Linked DNA regions of Homo sapiens: region 2 is linked to region 1. A link is an interaction called in ENCODE POLR2A ChIA-PET data of the cell type or tissue named here. Cell type or tissue: Panc1. All regions are shown on one strand. Each heading gives the region's core, and the rest is flanking DNA. Links, peaks and the distances in the headings are about the cores only. Region 1 holds the start of PLCE1-AS1 (PLCE1 antisense RNA 1). Region 2 overlaps NOC3L (NOC3 like DNA replication regulator).

What was found. Peaks named below come from ENCODE experiments on the same cell type or tissue, not always from the same donor. Only the 100,000 strongest peaks of a DNase experiment are listed, where the experiment ranks them.
Region 2: POLR2A ChIA-PET joins it to region 1 with 10 read pairs; 2 of 35 experiments call an interaction of 5 or more read pairs at or near these places.

What each region holds. Positions count from the first base shown.
Region 1 is chr10:94,282,670-94,293,715 of GRCh38, forward strand. It overlaps PLCE1 (phospholipase C epsilon 1), which reads left to right. Exons shown (of 33, transcript NM_016341.4): 21 at 1,121-1,242; 22 at 2,179-2,296; 23 at 10,839-10,970. It overlaps PLCE1-AS1 (PLCE1 antisense RNA 1), which reads right to left and starts at 4,401. Exons shown (of 4, transcript NR_033969.1): 1 at 4,172-4,401; 2 at 718-817. In Panc1, for the core only: no CTCF peak of the experiment used is centred there; no DNase peak of the experiment used is centred there.
Region 2 is chr10:94,344,712-94,355,757 of GRCh38, forward strand. NOC3L (NOC3 like DNA replication regulator) reads right to left here. Exons shown (of 21, transcript NM_022451.11): 6 at 10,252-10,382; 7 at 8,185-8,346; 8 at 7,599-7,692; 9 at 5,402-5,577; 10 at 4,539-4,667; 11 at 1,714-1,845; 12 at 142-222. Among named protein-coding and RNA genes, the nearest start is that of NOC3L, 13 kb to the right of the region's middle. In Panc1, for the core only: CTCF peaks have their summits at 4,798 (motif pointing right) and 5,001; no DNase peak of the experiment used is centred there.

The sequences.
Region 1 (11,046 bases), core at 1,411-9,410:
CATTTATTTATAATCTAAGCTGCTGTTATTTGTGCTTTGCTTCATGCCTTTGTTTAATTTATCTGGTGTTTGTCTTAATTTTCTCCTTCCTTTACCCCTTTCTGATTCTGTTTTTCTGTAGCAGATGTCCTTACTGCCTCCCCTGCTCCTAACGGTCAGGAAGGTAAATGCCATTTGAACGGGGCATTTTAACTGCATGGATGTCAGCATTCTGTTTCCAATTTCTTGGGCCCGGTTAGCATGACGTTGTGATACTTCTGTGAATACAAATGTAATGAAATGATTTATCTCATTTACTTCTTGTCAGCCTGCATGGCCCTGATTTGGTATAAGGTCCTTTTGGTCTAATCGTTTGTGCTCTGATGATGCGATACTAAATCTTGAGTGAGAAATTAGCTTTCTTGTTTTTCATTTTAAAAGGTCATCATCACGATACACTTCTAATACCTTTAGAGTCATTCCAAATAGAAAAGCAAAAAAAGAGCAAAATATAAGATTATATCTTATGATATAATATTCAGATATATTTTATTTTCTGTTATGATTATCACTTAGTAAATTAATAACAATCATGAAAACTTTACTTTTTAATTATAATTGTGAAGACTTTGCATTGCACCCAATAATAAGTCTTTCCCCCTAGGTTTTGGCATTTCTCAAGGTAAAAGAAGTAAATAGCTTCATTTCAAAGTGAGAGTGAGTCAATCATGTATGTACCTTCTAGAAGTGCTTCAGCCACTAAATCCTTCCCAAACGTGTGTGCTGTCAGCTTCTTGACACGGGGTATCTTCCATAATATTTGCACAGTTCCAATCATCTGTATGAAAATTGGCATCTTCATTTAGATTATGTCTATATGCCAGATTATTTTGAATCATTTAAATTATGTATATAAGTGACAAAAACTACTGGTAAATAAATCAATTAAATTGAAAATAACTGCATCAACCCAATTTTTACAGTTATGCTTCAAGCCATCATTTTGTTAACATACTATATAGTTAGAGCCTCATTCTTATAGATAAGTACAAGTATCTGGATGTCCTCACAGTGATGCACATGTAGCTCTTAAGTGAAGCATTGGGTTCGTTTTCACTGAAGTCTGCTAACTTATTTTCAGACAACATTCTGGAAGACAGACCTGAAAATAAATCATGTAATGACAAGCTTCAGTTTGAATATAATGAAGAAATCCCAAAGAGGATAAAGAAAGCAGATAACTCTGCTTGCAACAAAGGAAAGGTGGGTGAACGGTTTCTGTTAAATGACACTTTGACCATGTGGTACTCTTGTCAGTTTCAGATGAGATTCCACTTGCTCCCTGTCCCTCCCTTTCACCTTTCCCCTCACTTTCCCTTAGATACCTGCCAAAGTTCACTTGGTGATATTAAAAGACACCCACCTTCCATTTGTGGAAAGTTAGTCACTGATTCATCCAGCCAATACCTACTAATGGTGTATGTGTGGCAGGTACTGAAGTGGCACAGAGGTGGTTTAGTGATGAAGGCAGACATGTCAACTGTGTTGAATGTAAGTGCATAGAACAGTGATTATACTGTGTTATCAGAGAATCAAGGACAGGCTCTCAGGGAAGATGAGGTTTCAGAAGGAAGATTTGGCTAAACAGACAAAAACAGAACATTCGGGCCAAGAGGGCAGCCTGGTATGTCCAGGGAATTGCAAGAAGTTTTAAAGGCATTTGGGATGACCAAGAAGATAAACGGGCCAGATAGCAGAGGAATGACACTGAGAATAGGAAGATAAATGAGATACCCAGACCCTATCCTCAAGTGCCTCACAGTTTATAGACTCTGAGCAAATCTTTAGACGCAGTTGCAGTGACATTGTTGGACAATGGAATTGTAAGATATGTCAAAAATTTGAGCCACGGAAGATACATAGTCAATCCTCTATTTATTTAACAAAGATTTATTGACCATTCCACATGTAAGACAGTGGACCATGCACTGAGGGAAGATGGAGGATGAATTAGACTCACCTCCTGCCCTCAGAAAGCTTTTACTCTAGGAAAGCTGTTGGGACATGTATATGGATAATTACCATGCAAGGGGAAATACAGTAATAACACCAGAGGAGGACAGATAAAAGAGCTTTGGGAATCCAGAGGTGAGTAGCATATACCTTCCATGTAAAATGGTATCATTTTTCCCTTACCAGGTTTATGATATGGAACTGGGAGAAGAATTTTATCTTGATCAGAATAAAAAGGAAAGCAGACAGATTGCACCAGAGCTTTCTGACCTTGTAATCTATTGTCAAGCAGTAAAATTTCCAGGTAAGATTAGGCAATATCATCTATAACTTTTAAAGATATCAAAGGTTAAAAATATGCCATTTATTTAATTGGGCATTGTGAACACTCTCAAAATAACTAAATTGTGTTGCTGAAATCATTGTTATAATACCTCCTAAATATCTTTATTATTATAATTTGCCTTGATGCTCATGAAGAAAAATACCATAAAGTATTCATTTTTCAGGTCACACAATGTCTTTTTATAATAGTTAATAATTATAAAAGTTATAATACTCATAATTTCTAATTGCTAAATGTATTAAATACTTAAGTACTAGGATTTGTGCTATTTTACGTACATCTCCTTTACCGTTCATAATGATTCTACAAGGTAGGCGGTATTATCTCCATTTTAAAATAAAGTCTGAGAGGGATGAAGTAATTTGCCCCAAGTTTCAGAGTATATCAGTCAAGATTCTTTTGTTTGAAAGTGGCAGAAATTGACCTAAGTAAAGGGAACTTTATTGACTCATGTGCTTAAAAATGAAGACACACAGGTTTCAGGTATAGCTTAACCAAGGTACATGCTTTCTCTTTCCTCATTTCTCATTCCGCCTCCATCATGTTGGCTTTCTCCCCTTTATTCCCTTCTGGTTGCGAGACGGCTACAGCAGGCCAGCACTACATGCTTCCAGTTTCAGCTTCAGTGTAAGAGTCTCTTCCAGAACTTCCCGCAGAAGTGTCATTGTTTCTCATTGGGTCCTTTACCAATCACTGTGGCCAGGAGATGCAGTGCTCTGATGGTCTGGATCCCATGTCACATTCTCCACTCTGAGCTGGGTAGCAAGGCCCCACCCAAACCACAAGGACCAAGGATGGCGTTGAAGTGGAAGGAGAGATTTCCCCCAATTGACCGTTTTTAGAAGTACAGTGGACAGGCTGATGAACCACTTTCCAAAAACAGTGTCCTTTTCAATTAATGAATGGTAGACCTATGGCTCTGAAGCCTGTCTGTCTCCAAAGTCCTGCCCTTACCCGTTATACTGCCTGGCCTCTCTTGTTTCGGGCTGTTTTCAATGAGGTACTCAATTATGTGTCCCACAAATGGGGCACCAGGGGGTAGAAGACAAACAAGAAAGTCCCTAAGTACATGGAACTCAGAAAAATTCATCTCCTCATACTAAGAAAAAGGATTCTCTTGAATATAATTTCTGAGAACAGGAAAGTGGCTGAGATAGGAGGATCAGTCTAAATGTTAGTAAACAGGATTTATAGACTTGGCCTGGAGAGAGGCACTAAAATGCCCTCATCTTTTCAAGATGGGCTGAACTCAGGTCCCTCCCAGAGCATATCTTAAGCACCTGGTCTCACACAGTGCCTGACAAATGGGCCAGAGGCATTGGGCTATTTAAAAATTAGGCAAACTGGGTGTAGTGGTGCGTGCCTGTAATCCCAGCTACCAGGGAGGCTGAGCAGGAGAAATGCTTGAGTCTAGGAGTTCAAGCCCAGCCTGGGCAAGATATATAGCAAGACCTCATCTCTAAAAAATAATAATTAAATTTTTAAAATCACAGTTAGGTAATAGTGAGCTTTTCACACATCAGAGTAAAAAAAATCATATTATTTAATGATATGATAAAAATCATATATTTCATGATATTAAAATCATTTTAATTGTAAGTTTTCTCCTATAAGCTGTTTTTAAACTTTTGGCAGCTGCTACTGCTTGTCTGCTAGCAAATCCTGTTGAGGAGGATATGAATCAATAAGTAGCCAGCAAAGATTTCAGAGAAATGCAGGAACCTGGCCATTTAAGTTTAATTTCACAGACCATGACCTCATGGCATATAAGTACAATATGACCATTATTTGCAACTGGCAAAACTCTTTTTCTGATGGAGTAAAACCCTTTACCTGTCAAAGAGCCTGGAGGCTGGCATGTCCTTCATTGCAGGAACAAGGATGAGCGCCACTCTGTCCAAGAATCACACCCACTGCAGCTCTTATTCTTTATAAATGCAGCGGATGCCACACTCGGACCATTCCACTGGCTTTGTCTTTTCTTCTCAAGCACTCAGTAAATAAGGAGCACAAATTCCCAAAGATATTTGAAGTCTGTGTGAAAGATAAAGTCTCTGTACCAGTAGAGAATCGTGGAAGATCAGGAGGTCATGTGATAGAGCTTCTAAGCATGTGGTTGTTCGGCTTATTTTAAAAATTCCAAGTATGTTGTTTTTTAAAAGTGTTCACATAGCATACATTTCTTCATAGGTATAGTGTATTTTCTCTTTAGAAAAATGAAATTTCTTACATTTTTTCCCTGATTTTATTTCCTGTCTCAAAATAGCTAAATTGGATTGCCAGAATGATTGTTATAATACCTTCTAAATATTTCTTTTTACAATCATTTGTTTGATGCACATGAGGAAAATACTATAAACTGTTCATTTTGCTATGCCGTTTATTTTAATTTTGCTACATTATCAATTTCAGTGTATGTCACCTTTCATCATCCCAAGTCCCTTCTTACAAGCCATATGCAAAAAAAAAAAAAAAACCCTTCATTGCAATGAGGCACTCAACAATCATGTGGTATGAGGCCCACAGAAAGGAAGGAACTTCCCCACCATCAGAAGCTAGGTCAGTGGCAGGGCAAGAGCCAGAATTCCTGTCAGCTCCCAGGGGTGGGCTCTTTGCACCACACTATGGAAGTAGTTGAATTTTTTCGACCTGCTTTCTCTTAGGGTTTATTTCTCGGTTGCATTTAGTACTTCTATTGTCCTGGGTTTTTTTCTCCTTCTAATAGAAAAAAAAAAGGATATGGTATTTTTATTTTATGACCCCATCAACCTAGTTTCCAATATCTTCCCACAAGCTCCCCTGCATCCCCCACTCTCCTCAGGCACCTACATACACTGCCGTCTTTCTAGTGCCAGGCCATTGCTCAGAGTGTTCTCAACCTTGCCTGGCCTTCCTTCTCCCCTTGGCCCCATTCCAAATTCCAAGGACGGGGTCCTTGGAAAGTATCTGAGACTCTTCAACTCATTGTGACATCTCCTTTCTGGAGCTCCTTCATTTATAGGCATATGTTTGGGTACCTCCTAGATACCCAGTTGTTCCACAGTTAGGAGTGCAACCTTGTTCTTTTATTTTGAATTTTTTTATTTTGACAGCTTTAGTGGTACAAGTAGTTTTTGGTTACATGGATGAATTGTATAGTGATGAAGTCTGGGATTTTAGCGCACCTGTCACCCAAGTCGTGTAAGTCATACCCACCAGGTAGTTTTTCATCCCTCACCTCCCTCCCACTCTCATTCTGAGTCTCCAATGTCCATTACGCTGCTCTGTATGCCTTGACATACCCATAGCTTAAAAGATTACAACCCTGTAAGACAAAAATTATTCAGTGGTGACAAGATCATCAGATAAGATCGTGGGTCAGAGACCTGGGCTCTTGGCTACCATGCTTTGTGATTTGGCCAAGGCAAATCTCTCTGAGCCTTTCTCACTCAAAAGTGGAGTTGACTAGAATCCTTGTTTACTACACTTGCTGAAATCTCCAGAATCACCCAGGCCACTTGATTAACATACCCAGTCTCAGGCCTCTCTACCAGGGATTTACATTTGGAAGGCACTGGGAGGTCCTGGTCCCTGGGTTTCTAAGGCAGGCAATTCAGGAGCAGGTAGAGCCAGATGATCTGGAAGTCTGATTCTGAGGGGGATTTTGCCTCATTCTCCTTTGGATCCACCACACAGTCCACAGAGCAGGTGCCCAGGGATTCCATGGTGAGGCTCGTCCGGAAGATTCTGTGACTTCCAGGGCTCATTTTTATTCCTACACTGAAGGAGCCACATGGGGAGAGCCTTGCAAGTGTCAGTCCATTCCCTGGACACACACTGTCATTTTCTCAGCACTGAGAGACAAGCTTTGTTCATCAAACAGTGGTTTGCTAACAAGCCATTTGAATGACAAAAGTAGAACCCTGCTGCCTTGGACAGCTTTGGGCTAGCTGGGTGTAGGTCCCTGGCACTGAGAGTTGCCTCCCCCACAGAGAGCCTTGGCCATCCCCCATGGCTGTTCTGGGTTACTCAGACCCACAGTAGTGCTGCAGGTTGGAACACCTTGGAGGGCAAAGGGATGCATTTCAAGAAATGAGAGGGCTTGGAACAGAACTCTCGGGAGAATGTCAACCAACACACCACTGAGAGGTAGCCCTGTTCACTGAAACTTAATTACCCTCGGTGCCTCCCAATATCTTGCAAAACCAGTGAACACAGCTTTTCGGACCTATAGTGACTGGGTAAGATGAGGCCCTGCAGAGCATGGCAGGCAAGGCACTCAGGAAGGAAAAGTAGCCGTGTGACCCTGAGTGGCTCTCGGACCATCCCCAGACTCAGCTTCTCTCCTGATTTTAGCAGTGCCAATATGTTGAATCCTCTGATGTCTCTGGGAGAGCATCCAGAAGAAAGCCTAGCACTGATTATATTTACAGTAATGCATCACTTAATCAGGGAGAGACATTCTGAGAATGCTTCATTAGATTATTTTGTCATTGTGTGAAACATCATAGAGTGAACTTAGACAAAGCTACAGTGTAGCCTGCTACACACCTAGGCTAGATGGTGTAGCCTGTTGCTCCTAAGCTACCAGCCTGTACGGCATGTTACTGCACTGAATACGGTAGGTAAGTGTAACACAATGATAAGTATTTGTGCGTTTAAACATACCTAAACAGACAAGGTACAGTAAAATTATGACATAAAAGATTTAAAATGGTACATCTGTATAGGGCACTTATCATGAATGAAGCTTGCAAGACTGGAAGTTGCTCTAGGTGGATCAGTGAGTGAGTGATGAGTGAATGTGAAGACCTGGGACATTACTGTACATGACTATCGACTTTATAAACACTGTACACTAAGGCTACACTACATTTATAAATAAAAATTTTTCTTCAAAAATAAATTAACCTTAGCTTACTGTAACTTTATATTTTATAAATTTTTATTTTTTTAACTTTTTGACTCTTTTGTAATAACACTTAGCTTAAAACACAAACACATTGTACAACTGTATAAAAATGTTTTCTTTCTTATCTTATTTTTATTTTTTAATTAAAGACCTGGCCTTGCTCTGTCATCCAGGCTGGAGTGCAGTGGTGGAATCATGGCTCACCGTAACCTTGAACTCCCAGGCTCAAGTGATCCTCCCACCCTAGTCTTCTGAGTGGCTAGGACTACAGGCATGTGCCACCAATACCTGGCTAATTTTTCTTTTTTTTTTTAGAGACAAGGGTCTCACTATGTTGCCCAAGCTGATCTCCTGGACTGATCTGCCTTGGCCTCCCAAAATGCTGGAAATACAGGCATGAGCCATCGCACCCGGCCATTTTCTTTCTTATTTTTCTCCTTTTTTTTTTTTCCCATTCTGTGACTCCAGCCAAAGACATTTTCTTTCTTTATTCTGTAAGATTTTCTCTATTTTTAATTTTTTTTACTTCATTTTATTTTTTATTTTTTTACTTTTTAAACTTTTTTATTAAAAACAGATACAAGCACCCACATTAGCCTCGATCTACACAGAGTCAAGATCACCAATATCATTGTCTTCCACTTCCACCTCTTGTCCTACTGAAGGTCTTCAGGGACAATAACAAGCATGGAGCTATCATCTCCCATGATAACAACGCTTTCTTCTGGAATACTTCCTGAAGGACCTGCCTGAGGCTGTTTTACAGTTAACATATATATATATATGTAACTTAAAAAAAAGTATATATATATATACACACACACATATATACACATGTAATGTAGAATGAGTATACTCTAAAATAATGATAAAAAGTATAGTAAATATATAAACCAGTAACATATTTATTATTATTACCAAGTATGTTCTGTACATAATTGTATGTGCTAGACTTCTATATGACTGGCAGTGCAGCAGATTTGTTTACACCAATCTAATCACAAGCACTTGAGTAATGTGTTATGCTATGGATGTTAGGACAGCAGAAGGTGATAGGAATTTCTCAGCTCCAGTACAATCTTAAATGGGACCACCATCATATACGTGGTCTGTTGACCTAAATGTTGCTATATGGCTAATGACTGTACATCGCTTGTCTAGTTAGGGAGTTGATTTCAAAGCTTCCAGACAGATTAGGATTTCTGAAGGAAGATACCATCATATGCACTGGAGTCAATTTATTCTTTTTTTTTAAGTAATTCTTTTTCTTTTTAGAGACAGAGTCTTGCTAAGTTGCCCAGGCTGGCCTCAAACTCCTGGGCTCAAGCGATTCTCCTGCCTCAGCCTCCCAAGTCGCTGGGACTACTGGTGTGCACCACTGCATCTGGTTCTGGAGTTGGTGTATTCCTAAATACCTAGATGGCTTCTGCTCAAACTTCCATCTCGAAGCTTTAGTCATGTCAGATGTTCCAACATCTATATCTAAAATAAGCATTCTTATTCACAATCACAAGTAAAAACACAGATGAGAGGAAGACCCTAAAATTAACTAGAGACTCAGCTGAGGAAGAGAGGCAGCCACCAGGCTAACCATGTGGATTTAAATCCCAGCTCTGTCTCTCCATGACCTTGACTTGAACAGTTATGTATTATAGCTGCTCTGCACCTGGGATTCCCTATCTGTAAAAGGGGTGTAACAGTCCTAACTTAAAGGATTGCTGTAAAAAGTAGCAATAAAGTATCTAGTGTGATTAGCACATCGTCGGGAGCATGGTGGGTGGATCACTTGAGGTCAGGAGTTCAAGATCAGCCTGGACAACATGGTGAAATGCCGTCTCTACTAAAAATACAAAAATTAGTGGTGCACACCTGTAATCCCAGCTTTCTGGAAATGTTGTTATCGGTAAGTGAGCCAACGGGGTAGATGAAGGTTCTTTGTTGCTTCTTCATTATTTTTCTGGGCCCCTTCTCACAATTCAAAATCCTTCCCCTTCTTTGATCACTCAGCCCTTGTTTACATTCTTCCCCTCCCCATCCCAAAAGAATAACCAGGCTCTTCACTGAAGTACCCACATTCTGGTAGAAGATATTGACATGTGGCAGGATACAGGCAAAAGTCCAGAATGAACAGAGCCCCTCCCCACTGGTCCCTCATCAGTTTTACTTGGGAGAAAATCCATTATTAAGTAATTGTGTCAAGAGCAAAATGTACACAAATATTAAGATCAAGGTATGAGAACTCAATAGTCTAAGTTTGTGCATGTTTGCTATTATGAATACTTTGGAGGTAAAAGAAAACCTTAGAAGCCCCACATTAAGCTATAATAATAACAGCTACTATGGACTGAGCACTTCCCTGAACAAGACACACTACTAAGTATGGACAAGTTGAGCATCCCTAATCCAAAATGCTCCAAAATCCAAAACTGTTTGAACGCTGACATGATACTCAAAGGAAATGCTCATGGGAGCATTTCGGATTTTGGATTCTCAGACTGGGGATCCTCAACCAGGTGAGTATGATACAAATATTCCAAAATCCGAAGAAATCTGAAATCTGAAACACTTTCATGTCCCAAGCATTTCAGATAAGGGATATTCAGCCTGTATATGTATATTATCTTGTTTATTCCTAACCACAGCCCACTTACAGATGAGGAGGGAGTGTTCTAGAGAGGTTAAGTAACTTGTGTGAGATTGCCCTGCTAGGAACAGATTTTAAATCCAGCTGTCTCACTCCAAAGTCTATGCTCTTAAACACTACTCTATCCTGTCTCCTCTGATGATGTTCTTGGAATGTGTATTATCATCTGAAATACGACCTCCTGAATGCTGCTTCAGCTTAGGGAATTACTCTCCAAAGGTACAGTTATGACAGTGGGAACAATTTGGAGGCAATTCTGGCCTCACTGGTGCCTTCAGCTCACTCTTTTTACATTGGAGCCAGGTCTATGTGGTTTGCATTCATTTCCTCTTTCAGCAAATATGTATTCAGTTCCTGCTCTGCACCAGGCACTGTGCCAGGCATGAAGCATCCAGGGAGTTGTTAGACCAGGAGTGAGAAAGAGAAGCCATAAACATCATTATCACCATATTTCCCATCTTCAGAGTAACCATATGAGTGAGTTCCTATCATTACACACATTTTGTAGATAAGGAAACTGAGGACCAAAGAAGGAGGTGTTATGTCAAGGCTAATATCAGCAGGAATTGAACCTAGACACTATGACACTAAAACCCAAGTAATAGCCATTCCTTCATCTCTCCAAATTAAATAATTAGCCACTGATCATTTCTGGCCACAGCACCTTCTTTTCATGCAGTTTTTCAAAATCTTTCTGATGCACAATCAGCTAAGTGTGTGTGTGATTTTGTGGTCATTCTGTGATAAGCATGCAGTTCTTGTTGCATTTGCCTATAGAGATTTTTAAAACTTTGCTTTAATTGCCTACAATGCTATTATTAACAGAACAAAAACTGCCAGTAGGGTTTCTGTACTAGGTTCCAAGGGAGTAGTAGGACTTCAAAATAAATATTAATGGGGATGGAAAATGTTGAGTTGCCTTGCTTGTAGTTTTTGGCTTATTTATTTTCATTTTATGGGAACAGGACTGTCAACTCTAAATGCATCTGGCTCTAGCAGAGGAAAAGAAAGGAAAAGCAGGAAGTCCATTTTTGGCAACAATCCGGGCAGAATGAGCCCAGGGGAGACAGCATCATTTAACAAAACATCTGGAAAAAGTAAAGTCACTTTCTTACAATATCTTTGCTTGATTCTGCATGCTGGATGATTTAGATATTTTACTGTCTAAGCACT
Region 2 (11,046 bases), core at 2,359-10,358, 63 kb after region 1:
GTTTCCCGCACATCACAAAAGTCACACATCTAAGCCTCATGAAAGAAACCAAAATTACACAGCTACAAGCTGAAACAATAAATTTCTAGTTTAAACAACTTAACGCATTTTAAAAGCATAACAGAATATGAAACTGCCTACCAGTTTAAGTTTTTTCTCAGTACTCTCTGAAGCTTCTGCCTCTCGAAGCTCTCGCTCTAGTTTCTCTTCTGCTTTCTTCCACTGAAAATAGATTGAAAAACAAAAATCTAAGAGCATATACCACAGAGTGAAAAAAGCAGAGGCAGAATACGTAAATGTCATAAAACACATACAGTAATACCACATGTTGTCTATGAATGCAAATATAAACAAAGTAGAGAAACATGGACGGGAAGTATATACAAACCAAATTAAAGATGGTGTCTCCTGGGAAGAAGGTAGAAGAATGAGATTGGAGAGAGAAAAGAAATTCCTACTCTCTCACCTATGGTTTCTTTCTTTTCCAGGAAAAAAACTAAAGTAAATCTATTAATATTTGCTCATTCTGAATAGCAGATATCTGGGATATGCTATCATTTTCTATTATTAAAGTTTTTCAAAAAAGAAAAAAAAAAGGAAAGAACATGTTGAGCCCAAAAATAATGGCTAGGATTAAATCATCTATAACTTGGAAGCCAGTCACCAACAATACTTCCCCAACACATTTACATACAATGCATAAAACTGGGCCCTATAAAGAAATTCAATAAAATATCCTTTTTTTTCTACTACCTAATGCTGTAAGAGCAGTAAATGATAATTTCTAAGCTGCCTGAGGCACAGGGAACTGAAAAATTGTTTCCTTCTCTCATGAGAAGTTGTTAAAGAGCTGCCATGTTCTTATTGGTCTTTGTTTCCTCACCTCATCTATACACATGCTCTTCCTAACAGAGCTATCCAACCTGCATTAGGATAGTATAATATAAATAGTTAAAATATGTATCTTCTTTTGTTCACAATTATTAAGTCTATTTTGATACTTCCATCATGTTTTCAAAATTAGACCCATTCAAAGATGAATATCCCCAGAGATTACTTTTGTTTTTACAAGCAACTTGATCACTCTAATAAACTGTTTAGAAATGTTCTGAGATGTGATGATAACAATAATAGTGATGATGGTGGTGGTACTAAAACTAAGGTTTATAAAGCCTGCCAAGTGTTTTATATGCATCATCTCATTTAACCTGCACGATTACCCTGCAAGGTAGGTACTATTATTAGCCCCGTTTATCAAAAAATAAATAAATAAATAAATAAAGTTTCCAAAGTTTCAGTAAATAAACAAGCGGCTGAAATTTCAACCCAAGTTTAAAATACAAACCAACAAAGAAACAAGATTCAATTAACAGAAACTCACTTTGCTGCCAACTTCACGTGAATGCATCTTTTCTGTTAAGGAAGGAATCTGTGTATCATAACTCTAAATTGATCTAAAAAGCCAAAGGATAAAAGCCAGCATGGCAAAAATATCTTTTCATCTATTGCTCTCCTTGCCAATCATTATCAGTTAAAACTGATTTAAGAAAACATTTCTTTGCAGTAACAGGAAAAGATAAAATTCTCTAAATGATGTATTTCAAAACTTTTATGTTTATGATTTAACTATGATTTTTACATGTGCCTATAAGTTTAATCTAAGATCAAATAAACAGAAAATTTAAATGAAACAAAAGGGGAAATAAGTCAAACCTTTCTCTGCATTCTTGATAGAGATTTTCTCTTTTCTTTGAAAGTCATAAATTTTTTTGGTTTATTAATGTCTTCTGTATCTTTTTTCACTTCTACTTCCTTGATTCTTAGGCATAAAAATGTTTTTAACATCTAATATTGGAAAAAAAACACAAATATACAGCTTAATATTTATATTGCCCTCAAAAACTTTACATAGAAAAGCATTTAACAGTGTTATTTCCCTCGTTCATGAAAAAACCTTCAAACATCTTTTATAACATTTTACACCAACTTCTTTTATCTGTATGCTATATTAATAACTTGTGTCTATGGAAGGACGGGAGCAAACATACAAAACGGACGCTAGCAAATACTAACTAAATATACAAAACTTTCTTTGCAGTTTAATGAGTATAAGGAAGAGAGAACACATGCCAACAGGATGACAAAGAGAAAACAGGCCAGGAAAAGGTTTGGACCAGTATGGGAGAAGATACACAAATTGCTGGGCCCTATCCCCAGAGTTTCTGATTTAGTAGGTCTGAGTTGAGCCCCAGAATTTGCATTCTAATTCCCAGCTGATGCTGGTCTGGGGACAAAAATAAAAATTATTGCTTTATGCCATTCAAAAATTCAGAAACTAATTTGGAAACTGGTGTTTTGTGTGATACAGCAAACTTCGCATACTCAAACACTAAGAACAAAAGGGGTTTAAAATGCTACACTTTCTCTGGATGAAATCACCCTACCGACCTCCCGCAGGCACAGCAGCATTCCTGGAAAAAACCTTGAGAACTACAGGTTTGTATTATTTTGATGTTCCAATATGCACATTTGGAAGAAAGCTGAGTATTTGGGATTACACGGCTAAAAGCACAGAATGAAACAAGGAATAACTAAAGGCATAAAGAGTGAACCTGAAGTCATTCTAGGTATCAGAAAGACCAACTCTGAATATTTTGTAGGTACTGTATGTGCTCAAAATATCACCTACCAACGAAAAATAACTCCAAATCAAATGATGTAGTTTTTACTCTAGCATCACGAAAGTTAAAGGGTTTTCCTATGGCTGAGTTTCATGTTCAAGCCTTATCTGATTGCTCTACAATTCTAAGTAAAGATGCTAAATATGCTCTGTTACTTTCATTTAATGTTTATAATTTTAGCAATTCAACTGAAATCAGATTTAAGAAAATAAAAAGGAATCTGATGCCAAAGGAAAACTGTGAAATCCAGAAATAAAATGGTAGAACAGCTTAACACCCAAAACTGTATTACTAAAGACAAATTAAAATATCTAAGACCTCAGTGAAGAAAACTATAAAATTTTACTTAAGAACATAAAAGAAGTCTTAAATAAATGGCAAGATATGATATTCTTGAATAGAAAAAAATCAATTCTGTAAATATTTTAATTCATCCAAACTAATCAATACATTGAATCGATTCTAATCAGATTCTCTGTGTGGACTATTTTGAGGGAAGGAAGTGAAAAATGGATTCTAAACTGCCTGGAGTAATATACTGAAATAAATAAGAATATTGTGGAGAAAAAAGAATAGTCATGTCTTTTATCAATTATACCCTTTCTGATTATTATTGTACCACATACCCAAATATACTATAGATATAACACAATAATTAAGCAGCATTTTATATCAGCAGAAAAAAAATGGTGATGAAATAACTGGCTGTCAGATTATATCAAATATATACATAATATAAATATTCAATATATATTAAACTATATAAAATATATATTCATTACATATATTAAACACAGATATTAAATCTGTACTCATACCACACATACAAAGATGTCAAATGGTTTAAATATTTAAATATAAAAATTAAAATTAAAAATCTCGGAGAGACTCCGTAAATTGGGATTGAGGAGACTATGTGCATAACAAAAAATATAGCTTCATATATAAGGCTGAACACAGAATTAAAAGGCAAAGTAAAAAAGAGAACAATCTGCAACCTATGTAACAAAGAGTTAATATTCTTTATGTAATGCAAGCTCCACAAACAGATAGTTTCGTTTCTTTTGTTACTATTTTATTCCCAGGACCTAAAAAAAGTGCCTGGCACATAGCAGTTATTTATTAAAATGAATATGTACTAAAAACTCATCACAAGTCATTAAGACAATTACTTTAAGAGAAAAACTGACAAATAATAAGCAGGTAAAAAAAGTTTATATATATATAAACTTTTCACCTACCTGACTAACAAAGATTAAATAGTAACATTCTGAGCAGGTAGGAGGGAACTGACACTCATATTCCTAGCAGGAACACAGTGATTAAATGTTTTTGAACAACAATTTGAGTTTGTAAATGTGATTACTGTTGGATCCAGCATCTACATTTTATAAATTTAATTCACAGAATATTCACACAATATGAAAAAATAATATGGCCAAAATGTTCTCAACACTGACTGTGGCAGCAAAAATCTAGAAAAAACTCAGCTGTTCAACAATTAGGGCACACAATGGAATACTCTGGTAGGCATTAGAAAGAATGGGATAACCCTATATGTAAGTTCACAATATAGAAAATGAAAACTGTTCCAGAACAGTTTTCAAAGTATAAGCCCATTTTTTATTTTAAAATATAAGCAAGTATATATGACTATATCTGCAAAGAAAAACATCTAGAAGGATAAATACCGAACTGTTAATAGTATCAAACATTTCAGGAGTTGACATGTTAAACACTTAAGGAGCTTGAATACTTTTTACTTCATACACTTATAAGGAATAAATTCCTCATAACAACTGAAAATCAACTTTGTAATTTAAAAACAAAATGCAAAGTAAAAAAAAAAAGGCTCACCTCTGGCCTAACTTCGTAATTTCTGCCCTTCACAAAACCAGAAATCACTTTAATTACACCAAGAGAAGCTTGGCCTAATTTATCTTGCTTAAAGAGTTTCTTCACAGCTTCACAACACATTTCAGATATCTGAAAAATAAAATGTCATACTTAACCAGTGTTTCTCAACCTTAGCACTACTGACGTTTTGGGTAACAGAATTCTTTGTTGTAGGGGGACTGTCCTAGGATGTTTAAAAGCCTCCATGGACTTTCTCCACTAGATGCCAGTAGTTAAGACTCTATCGCCACCACAGTCATCACAATCAAAAATGTATGCCGACATTGCCTAATGTTCCCTGGGGGACAAATTTGCTTCCTGTTGTGAACCACTACACCAAACTTATGTTCAGATAATTTTCTTCAGATAGACAGTGTTTAATAAATTGACATTATTTTACCAATAAATAACTTCAGAAGAATTTTGTAGGGGGAAAAAAATCACATGGTGTATAATTTTCTTTTTTTATTCATTTATTTATTTTTTTTGAGACAGAGTCTCGCTCTATTGCCCAGGCTGGAGTGCAATGGCGCAATCTCAGCTCACTGCAAGCTCTGCCTCCTGAGTTCACGCCATTCTCCTGCCTCAGCCTCCCAAGTAGCTGGGACTACAGGCGCCTGCCACCACGCCCTGCTAATTTTTTGTATTTTTAGTAGAGATGGGGTTTCACCATGTTAGCTGGGGTGGTCTCGATCTCCTGACCTCGTGATCTGCCTGCCTCGGCCTCCCAAAGTGCTGGGATTACAGGTGTGAGCCACCGTGCCTGGCCCACATGGTGTATAATTTTCTAAGGAGGACAGCAATAACCATTTACAGCAACTCACCAATTTTGACATGTCATTCATGAGAGGGACAATCAATACGATGATGTTGTTGTGAAAGTTAAAATGAGGTAGTGCCACCAACAGCTCACACAAGCTCTTCACAGCGACTTCTGCCAGTCCTTTGTATGCCTTTAAGGAAACTACATTACTTTTCTTCAGCTTCCTCTGCTTCCAATCTAATCAAAAGATAACTGTAGTTACTTTACTCATTGGTCAAAAGTTAAACTAATTGGCTTTCTTTTACAATCAATGTACATTTTAACACACATAAACACACACACACACATTCCCACACCCCTTAAAAAAAGACTTCATATGCTGGGCACAGTGGCTCACACCTGTAATCCCAGCACTTTGGGAGGCCAAGGTGGGCAGATCACGAGCTCAGGAGATTGAGACCATCTTGACCAACATGGTGAAACCCCATCTCTACTAACATAAAAAAAAAAAAATTAGCCAGGCATGGTGGGTGGCACACGCCTGTAGTCCCAGCTATTCAGGAGGCTGAGGCAGGGGAATCACTTGAACCTGGGAGGCAGAGGTTGCAGTGAGCTGTGACTGCACCACTGCATTCCAGCCTGGCGACAGAGCAAGACATCGTCTCAAAAAAAAAAAAAAAAAAGAAGAAGAAAAAAAGACTTCATAATGGTTCGATCTGCTCAGGAAAGGTCCAATATGGAGGCTACTAACTGCCACATATAGGAGTCAATTGAGCATTTGAAATGCAGCTAATACAAATTAAGATATACTCTAAGTATAAAATACACTCTAAGTATAAAATACAAACCAGATTTGAACTTAGTACTAAAAAAAACTGAGAATGTAAGACATTAATTTTTAAAATTTATTACATGTTGAAATGATAATCTGAATATATATAATATACTATTAAAATTAATTTCATTGCTTTTTAGTGTGTCTGCATTTTTTTTAAATGACATATGTGGCTCATGTTATAGTTCTATCAGACAGAGATGGTTGCACAAAGATCCCAGGAGCTTTCCAAACAGTTCAGAAATTCAAAAACAAAAGAAAAACTCCCAGGCCCTCTCACTGGAAGAACAAACACTAATAGGGTGCCAGCTGGAACACCAGAACATAGAAGCAATATCCATACTACCCACCCCCACCCCACTATACTCCACTACCTTTATGCCCTTATTAGGCCAACAGGATTCAGTGGTCCTGTTCCAGCTGACAGCAATGGGTGATCTTAGTAAATAAGCTGGGTAAATGAGCCAATTAGGCCAAATGAAAACACCTGGCCTAGGCAACAACTGTCTTCCCTATTCCTACCCCTATTTTTTCTATGTCCTTCCTTTTCTGAAGAGTTTAAGAGTTTATCATCCCAAATAATTGACTCATAAATCCATTTTCAAGACATGCAAATATCCATTTCTAGTTATCCTTCTATTTATTTATTCATTTCTTTTGAGACAGGGTCTCACTCTATCGCCCAGACTACAGTGCAGTGGCATAATCATAGCTCACCGCAGGCTCAAACTTCTGGACTCAAGTGATCCTCTCAGCTCAGATCTCCAGTAGCTGGGGCTCTATAGGCATGGGCCATCATGCCTAATTTTTTTTTTTTTTTTTTAGAGACAGGAGTCTCACTACATTCCCCAGGCTGGTCTCAAACTCCTAGCTTCGAGCAATCCTCTTGCCTCGGCCTCCAAAAGCACTGGGGTTACAGGTGTGACCCACCACGCCTGGCCTCTAGTTATCCTTCTTCCCTGACTACCATGCCTCCAAATAAAAAACAGCAGAATAAATCCCAACTGTTCATAACAATGTATTTTGTTAAATGCATTGTAGTCAACAAAAATACAACTACTTACTAAAAACTGCAGCAATAATACTAATAATTGATAAAATATAGTGTATAGTACATGCTAGGCACTGTTTAAAGCACCTCATATCTACAAACTCAGTTACTTCTTACAATAATCCTGGAAGGTAAGTACTATAATTATTTCCATTTTTTAGACAGGAAAACTGAGACACAGAAAGACTATGTAATTTTCCCATCACATAGGTAGTAAGTGGTGGAGCCAGGATTTGACCCCTGGAAGTCTGACTCTAGATTCTGTTCCTGACCATACCTGCCTCTCACTACACAACACAGAACACTGTACAGAATTCACCTTCATGATCAAGGCTAAGTATGTTACAAACTTTGAAGATATGTTTAATATACCTTTAACCATTTGTTCCAGATTTTCCAAATAAAACTTGTATTGGCTAACCAGGCCTTCTTCAAATTCTCTTAACTTCTGGGTTTCTTTTCGGGTCTGAAAAGACCAAAAAGGTCAATCATTTTTTAAAATCAGAACATTAAAAGCCCAAAATTAGTATAAAATATGTGTGTCTAGTATACACCCAGTACTATTTAAAAAAACAAAAAACAAAAAACGCGGCAGTCGTTTAGGCCAGGCGTGGTGGCTCATGCCTGTAATCTCAGCACTTTGTGAGGCAGAGGCGGGTAGATCACCTGAGGTCAGGTGTTTGAGACCAGCCTGGCCAACGTGGGGAAACCCCGTCTCTACTAAAAGCACAAAAATTAGCTGGGCCTGGTGGCGCATGCCTGTGATCCCAGCTACTGAGGGGGCTGAGGCAGGAGAATCACTTGAACCCGGAAGGCAGAGGTTGCAGTGAGCCAAGATCACGCCACTGCACTCTAGTCTGGGCGACAGAGTAAAACTCTGCCTCAAAAAAAAAAAGTCTATCTCTCCAAAATGTTTAGTTATTTTAGATAGTAATTATATCTAGCAATCTAGCATTACCTTAGTAGATTTTTCTGCTTCTGTGAGGGGCCGGATTTTATATGAAGGAGTAATATCTTTAAATAACTCCATCAGAGAAACAATTACCAGCTTTCGAACAGTAACAGCCACATCAGGATCTTGTTCCATCAACATAGAACGTAATTCTTTCAATTTTTTAATCTGTTAAAGAAATAGCTTATAAAGCTGGAGAAATCATGACGAAACAATTATGAACAAAAGACAACAGCCCCACATCCGGCAAAACAAGCGGAATTCACACAATGACTCCAAGTCTAGTCATGCCACACCAAACTCCAGACCCTGCTCACTTTACCAAGAGATAAGTCACTAAAGTCATAAAGTAATTGTATTAGTCCGTTCTTGTATTGCTAGAAAGAAATGCCTGAGGCTGGATAATTTATAAAGAAAAGAGGTTTATTTTGGCTTATAGTTCTGCAGGCTGTAGAGGAAGCTCGGTGCCTGCGTCTACTCCTGGTGAGGCCTCAGGAAACTTACGATCAAGGCAGAAGGCAAAGGGGGAGCCAGGGTGTCACAGGAAAGATAGGGGAGGTTCTAAGCTCTTTTAAACAACCAGCTCTCACATGAACTACCAGAGTGAGAAGTCACTTGTTACCACAAGGATGGCACCAAGCCATTCATGAGGGATCCACCCCTATAATCTAAACACCTCCCACCAGGCCCACTTCCAACATCAGAGGTCACATTTCAACATAAGATTTGGAGGGGACACACCTCCAAACTATATCAGTAATCATATTTTTGTCATATAGTTAGAAACATACAGACCTTAAAAAATTAGTTTACATTTATTATTTAGCTATTTTGGGAAATTCTTTTTTGCTGGATTTTCCTAAAGTACGTGTGTCCTATTCTTCTAAAAACGCTTTTCAAAATATACTAAAATGTTATATACATTAACCAAATATATCAGTCATACACATGAATTAATCAGGAATTACATGTAATATAGCCACATTAACTTGAGCTTCAAAGATAATTTCTATGATGGTTTCGACTGCTTTGATGAACTACTATTGTCTGTGAGCACAGGTTCCTGAGTAGAAGATCTGGGTTCCAATCCAGTGGCTGTTAAAATCTGGAACAAATCACTTGGGTTTTTTAAGGCTCAATTTTCCAGCTGTAAAATTAGATCAATCTCTTATGCCTATGGTTTTGTAATGATTGAGAGAATACACATAAGAAATATTCCAAATCTCTCTTCCCTAATTCTGCTCTAGATCTTCCCCTCACTTCATTAGAAAAGGACAAGTACTACTCCAAAGCATTCCCACATGAAATTTGCTTCTATAAATGTAAATAAGCTATTCTATCATTTCATAAACAAATACTTGTTATAATAGTATGCTGGGGACACCAGCATAACAATAATAATAGTATCATTTTATATGACTTCACGTATATTTCATCATATAATCCTCACCACAAAGTTTTGAAAAAGACACTGTCCTTTTTTAGAGATGAAAGAGTCTTGGATAAATAACTTACCCAAAGTCTCACAGATAGTACTTATCAGGGCCAAGATTAAACCTCAGATTTCTCTAGTTCATGTGTTATAACCATCACTAACTCAACGACTATACACATGGCACAATAACACTTTACTTTAACTTTGGCTCTAGTTCACTTAAAATATTTTCAACTTACAAATATTCCTGAACTAATTCCATACACTTCCCCTGTAGCGCGCTTTTTAAAAACTCCACGGGTATGTCAAGCAAATTTGCAAACAGGTTCCTCCTCCCTAATACAATTTTATAAATTTAAACATTTTTAGAGTTATAAGATGTCCAGTATTTTCATATATGAAGATGAGGAGAATAAGATTCAGAGAGTTTAAGTAACTTTTCTAGGATTACAAAAGAAATTAAGTTCAGACATAGCATTAAGCTAAGATTCTGTCTACTCTCTTACTCTAACCCAGCTACTATGTTTAGTTAATGCTTTTCCTTTTAGTGTATGCTTATAGGTAACAAGGGAATCTTAACAATTAGGCATTTACACCATACCTAATACAAAGAGCCTAAAGAAATTAATACTACCTACATTATTTTCTGGATCTGATAATATGGCAGATGCCAAGGCTGCAATATGCATCTTCTTCTCCTGTAATTTCTTCTTTCTCTCAATCAAATGTTCTTCTATGGTCAGCTCTTGAATAGGATCTTCAATGATCTCTAAAACAGATTAGATGTTCCCTTACATATTCCTCTGCTTACAAGTATCCAAGAATCTTAATAAAATATTTTTACAGTAATAATAATAATGACAACAGCTAAGAATTTTGTATTTACTACTACACATCATCTCCTCAACAATACAGGTACTATCATTGGACCCATTTTATAGATAAGAAAACTGAAGCAAAGGAAGAGAAAATAACTTGGCTAAGCTCATAAACCAAAGGAAAATAGGATTCAAGCTCATAAACCAAAGGAAAATAGGATTCAAACTCAGGCAGTCTGATTCTAGAACTTTTTTTTTTTTTTTTTGAGACAGGGTCTCACTTGGTCACCTAGGCTGGAGTACAGTGGCACTATCACAGCTTACTACAGCCTCCACCTCCCAGGTTCAATTGATCCTCCCACCTCAGCCTCCCCAGTAGCTGAGACCATAGGTGAGCCACAATACCCAGCTAATTTTTGTGTTTTTTGTAGAGACGGGGTTTCACCATGTGGCCCAGACTGGTCTCAAACTCCTGGGCTCAAGTGATCCTCCCACCTCAGCATCCCAAAGTGCTGGGATTACAGGCATGAGCCAGTGCAACCAGCCTAGAGCTCATATTCTTAGCTTCTATGATAATAAGCCCAAAATAATTCATATTAATTAACAAATAGGATA